Linked DNA regions of Mus musculus: region 2 is linked to region 1. A link is a loop called in an ENCODE intact Hi-C map of the cell type or tissue named here. Cell type or tissue: gastrocnemius. All regions are shown on one strand. Links, peaks and the distances in the headings refer to the core of each region. The heading gives the core; the rest is flanking DNA.

Region 1 (5,378 bases), core at 133-5,132:
TTTAATCTCAGTATTTGGGAGGTAGAGGGAGGTATACCTGTGAATTTGAGGATAGCCTGACACACTAAAAGTCCCCCACAATTAACCTTCACACTAACTCTACAAAGTCATCCTTTGGAACAGGAGAGATTTGACAAGGGCCCATATGATTAACACACCAGTTTATGGGATTCTCCATGTTATGAGCCCCCACACTTATGAGGCCTGTCTAGCAGGGCTGAGAAAACCATTGAACCCAGGGAAGGTCCTTGTTGGTCCTCTGAGGTCTGAGGCAGAGGTCCGGTGACTTCCATTAGAACAGCCTCATGGTCATTGCTAGCTCAGCCTGCTGCTGCTAGATGCTTAGAAGATACATCCCAAGGACTGGAAGATGGCTTTGTTTGTTTGTTTGTTTGTTTGTTTTGTTGTTGTTGTTTTGAGACAGGGTTTCTCTGTGTAGTCCTGGAACTCACTCTGTAGACCAGGCTGGCCTCAAACTCAGAAATCTGCCTGCCTCTGCCTCCCAAGTACAGGGATTAAAGGCATGCGCCACCACGCCCGGCAGAAGATGGCAATTTTAACAAGCTAACTGCAGGAACTGTCCAGCCCCTTCCTGGCTCTGGGTCCACACGCCCAGTCAGTGTCTGCTCACCAGGCACCCTCAGCCTGTCAGGCAGTGTGTTGTCAGCCAGGCATGGGCCAGGGCCTACTTCACAATCAGGAGCCTCCTCCTACTCCCAAAGACTGCCAGCGCTGAGTTTCCTGTCAGTGGAGACACCAGGGTGCACCGCTCCATCAGCTCTCAAGACAAGCATTTAAAAAGAAGTTAGGAGCTGGGCGGTAGTGCGTACCTTTAATCCTAGCAGAGACGGGCAGATCTCTGTGAGTTCGAGGCCAGCCTGGTCTACAGAGTTCCAGGACAGCCCAGGCTACACCAAGAAACTCTGTCTCAAAGAAGAAAAAAAAGAAAGAAAGAAAAAGAAAAAAGAAACTAGACCTATGTATTTTATGTGTGATTGTTTTGCCTGCATGTATGTATGTATGTATGTATGTACACTGTGTGCATGCTTAGTCCTTACACAGGTCAGGGGATGGCCTGGGATGCCCTGGAACTGGAATTACCGGGGACTGAGAGACAGCAAGGGAAAGACCAGCGCCTTCCTAGCTCACGAGCCTCACATTGCACTAGAGTGGTTCTGAGCAAGCCCAGGCTTCCTGGAACACTAACTGGGTGTGCTCAGCCACCCTGCTGTGTCCTTGGAGACCCCCACCCCAACCTCTTTCTTGCATACACCCACACCAGCCCCTCTCTCCTTTGGTATTTTCTTCTAGACCATTTTGGCTGTCACTCTACTAATTAGCTGTCTTCTTCATCCTCCTAGAGAGGCCGGGTGCCCTGATCCTTGCCAGAAGACCTCACGACGGAGGGAAGAGACATTTCTAAGACCTCCGGGATCCTTCTTATTTCTAACTTCTAAACTTGTAAACTTACATCTTCTAAGTTCTAACTTACAACTCCTAAATGGCTCTGTCCAGGTCTGCGAAAGTTTGCAGGTCCAGCTTTGCTTCGGGACACTCCTGCTCACAGTCAGACCTGCCAATCACTGGCCAGAGCACAGCCATAGAGGACTGCAGACCTGCTGAGGCCTAGGGAGAGCACCACCACCCAGGGCTTGCCAAGCAGGCACAGGGAGGAGGAAGTGGTCTCAGTTTAGAGAAAAAGGAAACTTTGAGCACTCGCGCTCTGCAATACAGGGTGGCTCTCGGGGCTCGGTCTAAACTGATGCTTACAGAACCTTATAGTGAGGACACAGCACAGGCCTGAGGCACAGTGAGACCCAGGCACAGCTTCCGGGCATCTTCTCTAGGGCGGTTACAAGGTTCCTCAGAAACCAGCTGTGACAAGCCAGCTGCTGACTGGCAGGGCAGTCAGTGGACTCAGAGCCCTGGGTTTGTACTGAGGGCTGGCCCAGCTAACATGATGGGAATCTTACCCAGATCCAGCTTCTTGGAAGCACGCTAGGGCCAGACTTACCAGATACCAGGAAGAAGGGGACACTATAAGAGATGGGGCACAGGTGACCTTATCAGGGGTGTGTGTGTAGAGTGATGGCTGGATGAAGTCTATACTTAATAAGACCCCTTAGAGCATGAAGGTTGGGGGAGCTGGGAAGGAGGGTCTCTAGGGAGCTACAGGAATGTGGCACAGTATTGGAGAGAAGGGAAACCATAATGACGATCCTCTGGGGCTAAAGATGGCTGGGTGCTTAAGAGTGCTCACTGTACAGCTACGAGGACCTGCGAGTGGATCCCAGCACCCTCACATGAGTTGGGTGTGGTCGGAGTGTGGGCCTGTAACCCCACACAGTAAGGGAAGATGCCCGGAGCTTGCTGGCTGCCAGCTTAGCCGAAAGACACCAACAAGCTCCCATGTCAGGGAAAGGCCCTGTCTCAAAGGAACGAGCTAGAGAGCGGTCAGAAAACAACACGGGGTGTCCTCCTTTGATCTCACCATGGAATAGTTTGAGTCTGGGGAGGGATGCTGAAGAACGCCCACAGTCTAAGGCACATGCCCCGAAAGCAGGGTGGAACCCTCCTGATGAATAAGCATGGCCACCGTGGCCCCAGAACAAGGCTGTTGGGAAGACAGCTTTGAAAGAGAGGAGAGCAGAGGAGTGGGGCGGAATGGGAAGGGGACAGAAAAAGGAAGAGACTCTAGAGCGTTGTGGACAGACAGGAGTCGGGTGATAAGACAGCGGCCTGCGTGGCTGCATCTAGGCAATCAGTGAGCGGGCAACTCAGATGGACGCATGCGCAACAACCCCCGCCCCCTGGTAAGCCCTCCTTCCCAGGTGGCAGCTCCTGACCACTGAGCCATAAAACCTGGAGCCTCTGGCCACCTGGAGGTCTTGTATGGAACTGCAAGCTGTGCTGCCTACAGTGTGCCCTGGGCATGCTGGCAGAGAGGGCGGACTGGCTGACAGCGCTGAGCAGAACATAGAGCCACACAGGCTTTTGCAGCCCCTGTCCCACTGTATCCTGTGCCACAAAGACCAGCTACCCAGCCTGCCCACACCTGGAGGACTGCGGCTGGCCGGAAGTACAGTCCTGTACATATATATATCTATATCTCTCTATATATCATATATAGCTTGCTTCTCCTATGTTGGATGCTGGGGCGGGGGAGGGGCTCTTAACGTTCATCCTTGCTTAGAGAAGCAGGCAGGGCAAGCATATGAACATTGCTATGTCAATGCCTCAGTAGGTCCTCCTCCCCAGGCTTGAAGGACCTTCACACTGCCACTCTGTCCATAGCCACCTGTCAGCAAGAGGAAGGGAAAGGGGTGCTATCCCCATTTTGCAGGTAGGAAAACTGAGGCCAAGTAGCTGAAGCCTGGAGGGTAAGGACAGAAGTTTGCGGAGACAAGGGATTGATATTTGCTGGGGGCCTCCCAGGCCACGAAAAGGATAAGGTGGAGGTCTAGGCAGCAGGGCCAGGATGGGACTGAGGGCGATTCTGCAAGCTATCTTAGTGGGCTTGCTCCTTCCACAGCTGCCTATAACTGAGCTGTCCCCTCTTGTCCCTCTTCCCTTGGCTTCTCCTCTCAAACTTGGGACAGGTTTCCCAGCAGTTCCTTTGACCCTTCAAGTGTGGGTAGGTCATTGTGGCAGAATCCATGAAATTTTAAAGGTCAGTGGAAACAACAACTACTCCTCTCCTCTCCTCCTCACCATCATCTCCATTATAACCGCCATTATCGTCGTCCTCATCACCATCATCATCAGGAAGAAATAGATGTAATCAAGTTTGGAATATGTTTGCCTTTATATTAAAAACAGTCACAAACTGTATTTTTAGTATTTTGTTGATGGTTGTGTGTGCACTCGTGGGCGTGTGTTTGCATTTCTGTGCACGTGTATATGTGTGCACGTGCGCTTCTGTGTGCTTGCACATGTGTCCATGTGAGCACATGTGTGCATGTGTGCGCACTCATGCACATACTATCAGACTTGCCAGTGGAGAATGTGAGCACATGTGTGCATGTGTGCGCACTCATGCACATACTATCGGACTTGCCAGTGGAGAATGTGAGCACATGTGTGCATGTGTGCGCACTCATGCACATACTATCGGACTTGCCAGTGGAGAATGAGGCTGACCTCATGTCTTTCTCCAGCACCTTTCACTTTTTTTTTTTTTAAGACAGGGTTTCACTATGTTGCCCTGGCTGGCCTGGAACTCACTATGTAGATCTGGCTAGCCTCGAACTCACAGAGATCCTTCTATCTTTGCCCCCAAGTGCTGAAATTAAAGGTATACACTGCTATGCCCTGCTATGCCTTGTTTTTTGAGAGTCTCTCATTGGACCTGGAGCTCATAGATTCAGCTCAGCTGGCCGACCTATCTTCCTAGTCCTAGAGGGAGAACTTTTTAAAAATGCTATTGATGGGGGCTGGAGAGATGGCTCAGAGGTTAAGAGCACTGACTGTTCTTCCAGAGGTCCTGAGTTCAAATCCCAGCAACCACATGGTGGCTCATAACCATCTGTAATGGGATCTGATGGCCTCTTCTGGTGGGTCTGAAGACAATGACAGTGTACTAACATAAAATGAATAAAATCTTTTTAAAAAATGCTATTGAATTCTTACTAAGGGCCTGGTTATGGGGCTTGTTGTGGCCTGTGACCCAGCTGGGACTTATGTTTTATTACGATATGCTAAAACTGGTCAGTAGTCCATCCCTACAGCCTAGTGGCCTGTCCTGCCTGACATTGCCAGAGCGGGGCTGTAGTCAGTGCTATTGCTGACTAAATAGGTGCTCACTAAAAACGAACACAAACCCCATCACTGATAGCCTTGCCGGGGACCACACACTATACTAAGCTCATCCACACATCATTTACACATCCACTGTTCAGATGAGGACATCAAGGCTGACAAAAGTTAAATAACACGCCCACATTGTTCTTTCCGGAGGGTCTCTCAGGGCAGCTATCTGAAACCACTGGCCCCGTGATGTCACTGCGGCAGCTGCTGCAGCTGCTGTTTATGTCAGAGGGATGACCTCCCATCCTCCCACCATCATGGAGCAAAATGTCTGACCTGTACAGCCACAGACAAAGATGCTAATCCTGCCTTTGCCTTCCTTCTGGATGTCTGACCCATCCAGGCTATTCTTCTGAGGCCCATCCCAGAACAGAGAGCAAGGGGGTGTAGAGAGAAAAGGATGTGTGGAATGTGGGAGCAGGCATGGAAGCCACTGCTCTTCGTAGGCACTTGAGTTGGGAAGGGTCAGGGAAGATACCTAGGAACCCGTTGCTGGATGATTGGCAGGATCTCATCAGCAAAGAAAAGGGGGAAAGGGCAAGCCAGGTCCCAGTCCTGCCCAAACACAGGCT
Region 2 (5,378 bases), core at 287-5,286, 210 kb after region 1:
TTTACCCGAGTGGATAATTGTGTGTGTGTGTAAATGAGCACAATCGCTTAAAGAACTTGATGAGAATTTGTACTAATATTTCTTTTGGAAAGATCTCTAACATATAATATTCTTCTGATAGTTGGCCTGCTATGTGTATCCATGGAGACAAGAGTCAACCAGAAAGAGATTGGGTACTTAATGGTAAGAACAAAACTGAGCTGCTACTTTTTTTTGAGATAGGATTTCACTGTGTGGATCAGGCAGGCCTTGAACTCAAAGAAATCCACCTACCTCTGCCTCCCGGGTGTTATCTGGGAATAAAAGTATGTGCTTCTATGCCTAACACAATAAAGGCTTTTGACAACTGTCATCTTAGCCACTGCATGTGTGCCTCCCCCCAACCAATTTATAAAGGACCAGATAATTAGATTAGTTTGGGAATGGTTTCTACAAAAACAAGTGCTCATAGACGGTATTGTAGATATGACCTGGGTGCATCTCCAACAACAGTTTTATTTGCAAAAATAAGTATTGTACTAGATTTTATTTGTAGACCAAATTTCACTCAGCCTCGTTCTAGTTAATTGAACTCTAGATATTTTCAATACATCTCCAGAGTTCTTGAAAGTCCATAATATAAATAAAAATAAGTCTCTTCAGATGACAGGAGCTGTGGAGATGGCTCCGCCATAAGAGCATGACCTGCTCCTTGAAGGCCCCATCACCCATGCTGGTGGCTTACAGCACCTGTCATCCTACCTCCAAGGGGGGTCTATGGCACAGACACACGGAAACATTAAGCTGCCATTTATTTGTTTATGCGGCACAGTCTTCCCCCCCACCCCACCCCAGAAACAGGGTTTCTCTGTGTAGCCCTGGCTGTCCTGGAACTAACTCTGTAGACCAGGCTGGTCTCGAACTCAGAAAAATGCCTGCCTCTGCCTCCCAAGTGCTGGGATTAAAGGCGTGCACCACCATTCACTGCCCAGCTGCAAAGTTTTTAAAAAATGCTTAAAATACTTTTCTTTGATTAAAATGGGTGTGGTATATGATATTTCAAGGTACAAAGCCAATGTTCTGAGAGGTGTGGCTGGGGAGGTCATTTTCCTTTGGTCATTGTCATTCACAGATGTTTTTTAGCCTCAGTTCCCTAACTTGGCACCTTTCTGTTTTTCTTCCAGAGTTCCGATCTGGAAAGGCTCCTATCCTCATTGCCACGGATGTAGCCTCCCGTGGGCTAGGTTTGTATAGATAGGTGTCTCTATCAGTGCTTTGTTTATCTTTTGGTTTAAAAAATTTTTTTTGTCATGTCAGATTTGCAATTGTATGTACATGAGTCTAGTTAAAAGAGGGTATAAGTGTGATTTTTTTTTTTTCCCTCCCTGCAACTTTCTTTTAACCTTCATGGGGGTTTTATTATTATTTTGGGTTTTCTGTGGTTCCCACCCCGTTTATTTTCAAAGTTCCGTCTGGCTCCTAGCAGTCTTTGGTCTGTAACAAGGCTTAGACATGACTATTAAATTACAGTTTTATGGCTGGATAGAAGGAGCCTAATTAGACCTAGCCATCAGAAGCTGGTTTCTTTAGTTTTCCCTTATACTAGTCTGTTTACTATAGAAACAGGGAGACCACTTCATGAACATTCACTCAGGGGTTTTGATTGCTCTCTATATAATGTCATTCTATTCAGTCTGCATTGCCCAGTATTACTTCAGTAATATGATTGTCAGTTATCCCTCCCTTTACCCGTTGTTTGGCCTTAGACATGTTTTCCGGTTTAGAACTTGATCTGAAGATAATCTGAAGTTTTCAACTCCTGCTTTAAAATACATACAGATAGCCAGCCTATGACACGCTGACCCAGAATGTTTACATGTATAAGGATTATCTGGGTGTGGTAATACACACCTTTGATCCCCACACTTGGGAGACAGAGGCATGGTTTCCTTAGTTTGAGGCAAACCTGGTATGCATAGTGAGTTGTAGACCAGCCAGGGCTACACTGCTAGGCTCTGTCTCCAGAAAAAGATTTCTTACAGCTAGGCATGGTAGTATATGCCTGTAAATTCCAGCACTTGGAAACCTTAGGCAAGAGATTCATTTGTTTGAGGGCAACCTACGTTAAATAGCAGGGTCTTGTTTTAGAGAGCTGGGGTGATTTCTGTTGGGAGGGAACCATTATTGATGTGTTTAATTTCCTGCTGAGTAAGGTGAGAAGTACCAAGTTTCCCTGTGCAATTTAACATAGAGATGATAAGTATTGAAATGAGTTCAGCAGTGATGGAGCCTTTTTATCCATTCAATTTTACTCCTCCTTGAGGTAGTGAGTGACCTGCAGCCATGGTGGGAAGTTGTCTCTTCCTTCCGAGGTCATCTCTGGGTCTGTGCCCTTAGAACCGGGGCCTGGGAGAGGAGGCAGAAGCCTGAAAGCAATTTACATAAAAAGCTTTCAGTAATGGTGGTTTTTAAAACAGGCTTGCTATGTGCTGGTAGCTTCTTTGTGCATCTTGCCTAGACAATTAAAAATTTGTTCTGTCCTTTTGCATATTTTAAAATCAATTGGCTACCATTAGAATAACTTAGACTCTTCATCCCACCCTCCCTCATTCAAGTGAGGGAGAGGGAAGGTGCCTGAGTCTGTTTCTTGTTACTCAACATCAGTGCTTGTTTTGGGCCCCTTTGTTTGCTGCCTTGTAAAAATCAAAAGGAGGGAGAAAACCCACCACAAATGGCAGAATTCTGACCAAGGTCCTCCAAGATCCTGGAAAGTGAAGGCTTCTACCTCAGACAGGGGTGCTATTTTCAGCTGAGTCACCAGGCCTTTTTTCACTTCTGTGGAGCGATGGTCTCTTAAATGATCCCTTCAGGTAAGTTCTTTGACTCCCATAGTTCCTAATAGTCATCTTGAGGTGACCACTGTTCCCTTTCCACTGGGATATTTTTTATTTTGCTTTTTTCTTTTTTTTCTTTTTCTTTTTTTTTCTTTTTTTGTTTAAACTACACACTGTTGAACTAAAAGTATTGAATTTATTTCATTTTGTTTTTTAACAGAAGCTTTGATATCAACTGCAGATCACTCAGTACATGGCTGAGGCAAATCTCCATTGGCCCGAAGCCACTCTAGATGAGCCTGCTGACTCTCCCAGTTAGTGAGTGGAGTTTCAGGCCATGGCATAGGGCTTTCCAAACCACATGTTCTCCCAGGCCAGGGGCCAAACATATAACTTTGCATTTCTTACCCTGCTACAGCATCGTCTATAAAGACAGCAAGATAATATTGTGGCAGTGCACCAGTAACCTCAGGGCAGCCTGGGCTGGAGAAACCCGATTCTAGGCTTGCTCTTAGGTGGCCTTCAGTCAGCTGTGCACACACAGGACACCCTTCTAGCATGAAGAACTTTTGCACCGTGTCCACCCCTTATCGAGCCCCTCCAGAAGTACTCCCAGCTGTTAGCCTCTGAAGCCCCAGTGCTTGCTGCTTGGAAAGCACGCTTCCGTGCATCCAGTGCAGTAACTCAGCGTGCTCTGTGTCCATGGCCACTCAGTGCGAGTGACTGCGGAGCATTAGTGAAGCTTGAAGAAGTGCTCATGGAGTTAACCCCCGCCCCGCCCCGCCTCACCCTTCCATCCTTGCCCCGTTATATTTTTTTCTTGTGGCATCAACGACCCAAGCCGGAGACTCAAGCTGCCCCCTGTGATAAGTGCCTTCTCGTCTTTCTGGTGTGATTCAGGACTTTAGGGGTCAGTAAAGACTGAGGAGCCTTTATCGTAATAAGAAACAGACATAATGCCCCTACTTCACATGCCCCTAACAACAGCTGAATTTTTTTAAAAATCATCTCCCCCTTACCCCTGAAATTAATCCAGTCTGGGCAATAGATGCAGTCTGACCCTTTGGATGTAACTTTTTTTTTTTTAATTTTTCTACAATCACCCCAATTACCTTGGGGAGGCGTTGGAGGACCTGAAATTTTTACCTGAACCCAGGTTCTCCGGCGCTTGGCAACCAAATGGGGCTACAGAGAAGCATCTAAGCCAGTTCACAGAGCGAGCGTGTGTGGGGACTTCTCACTGCCACGGACCCTTGATGCATGCTCCCCGCGCTCCAGTGGTCCCGTGTCAGAAGGCGGAGTTTTCGAAAGGAGGCCGCCAAATATAAAAGGCAAAGAGACGGGATCGGCTGCAGCGGTTTCCCAAAGGAGGAGGGAGTGTGCATCGGTCTGGTAACAAACAGAGAATGTTTTTTAATTATTTCTATCACAGAAATCTGTGTTTTATCTAGGATATTTTCGGAATATTCTTTGTAAAATGCAGATTTTTTTCCACCAAAAATTAGGATTCTGTTACTAAATTTGCTTGTTAAGTAGGTTAAAAAAAAAAACTACATTTAGCTGAAAGCATTACACTAACATTTGCATACTTGTAAGTTTTAGGGGTTACTCAGCCCAACTCCTAGCCATGTACAGAATATTATATGTGTGTCTCAAGGTTTCATGGTTTTCCCCACAGTCTTTGGCTATTGAATCTTCAGGTCACATAGACAATCTGATTGTTGATACAAGTACTAAGTTTCCAATAACCTTGAGTTGAGTGGAAAAAAACCTCATTTGAGAAGCTGGGCTTGGCAGTAGAGTGAAATTTTAGTGTAATGTGTTCTTGTGATTGAAAAGGGAAAGGTAATCTGGGTGTTTACACAAAGCAAAATAGGTGTGTATTTTGGCTTTGGTTTGCTTTTTAAATACAAGAGCAAGACAGAATCTAACTGTTGAGTCTGAGGATGTAGTGAGTAGATGAAGTGCCTTTCCGTGCTGCTCTGTGACTGGTCTGAAGGTAAGTTGGTTGTATTGTTGGTAGACTGTGCCAGGCTTCTCCCAACAGAGTAAAAGTGATTTGGCCCTGCACTTTAATGGTGGTTACTAAGTTCTTCTACATTCTAGCTTCGAAAGGGGGTGGCACTAGATTTTGTCATTCTGAACTCTGGTCTCAGTGTAGCTCCTGTCAGCATATCATTACAGAAGAGGCAGGAGTTTGGGGTATTGGAGGGAGCTCCCATAGGGTAATCACAAACCAAGATGCAGGGCCTGCCTGTGTCCTGAGTGGCACTGATCCTCTTTTACTCTGTTGGGATGAGTCTTTTTTTTGTACCTACTCAGGGCAGTTACTAACTTCATCTTCTCCCCTCTTGCTGTCATCTGCATTCGTGCTCTCCACCTCTTGGCATGTCTTTACCTTCTCTTTCTCTGCCACATCAACCTACACAATGTCTCCTCATTGACGTGGAAGATGTGGAAGATGTCAAGTTTGTCATCAACTACGATTATCCAAACAGCTCAGAGGATTATGTTCACCGTATTGGCCGAACGGCCCGCAGCACCAACAAGGGCACTGCCTATACT

The links. Peaks named below come from ENCODE experiments on the same cell type or tissue, not always from the same donor. Only the 100,000 strongest peaks of a DNase experiment are listed, where the experiment ranks them.
Region 2: a loop joins it to region 1, with 2.4 times the contacts of the local background. A loop is called at or near these places in 1 of 42 quality-filtered maps.

What each region holds. Positions count from the first base shown.
Region 1 is chr15:79,745,726-79,751,103 of GRCm38, reverse strand. All of the region lies in intron 3 of Gm16576 (predicted gene 16576), which reads right to left. Among named protein-coding and RNA genes, the nearest start is that of Gm16576, 5.7 kb to the right of the region's middle. In gastrocnemius, for the core only: a CTCF peak has its summit at 2,888; DNase peaks (open chromatin) are centred at 649 and 2,873.
Region 2 is chr15:79,531,802-79,537,179 of GRCm38, reverse strand. It overlaps Ddx17 (DEAD box helicase 17), which reads left to right. Exons shown (of 13, transcript NM_001040187.1): 10 at 122-183; 11 at 1,164-1,223; 12 at 5,266-5,378. Among named protein-coding and RNA genes, the nearest start is that of Ddx17, 12 kb to the left of the region's middle. In gastrocnemius, for the core only: no CTCF peak of the experiment used is centred there; no DNase peak of the experiment used is centred there; H3K27ac peaks cover 1,816 bases.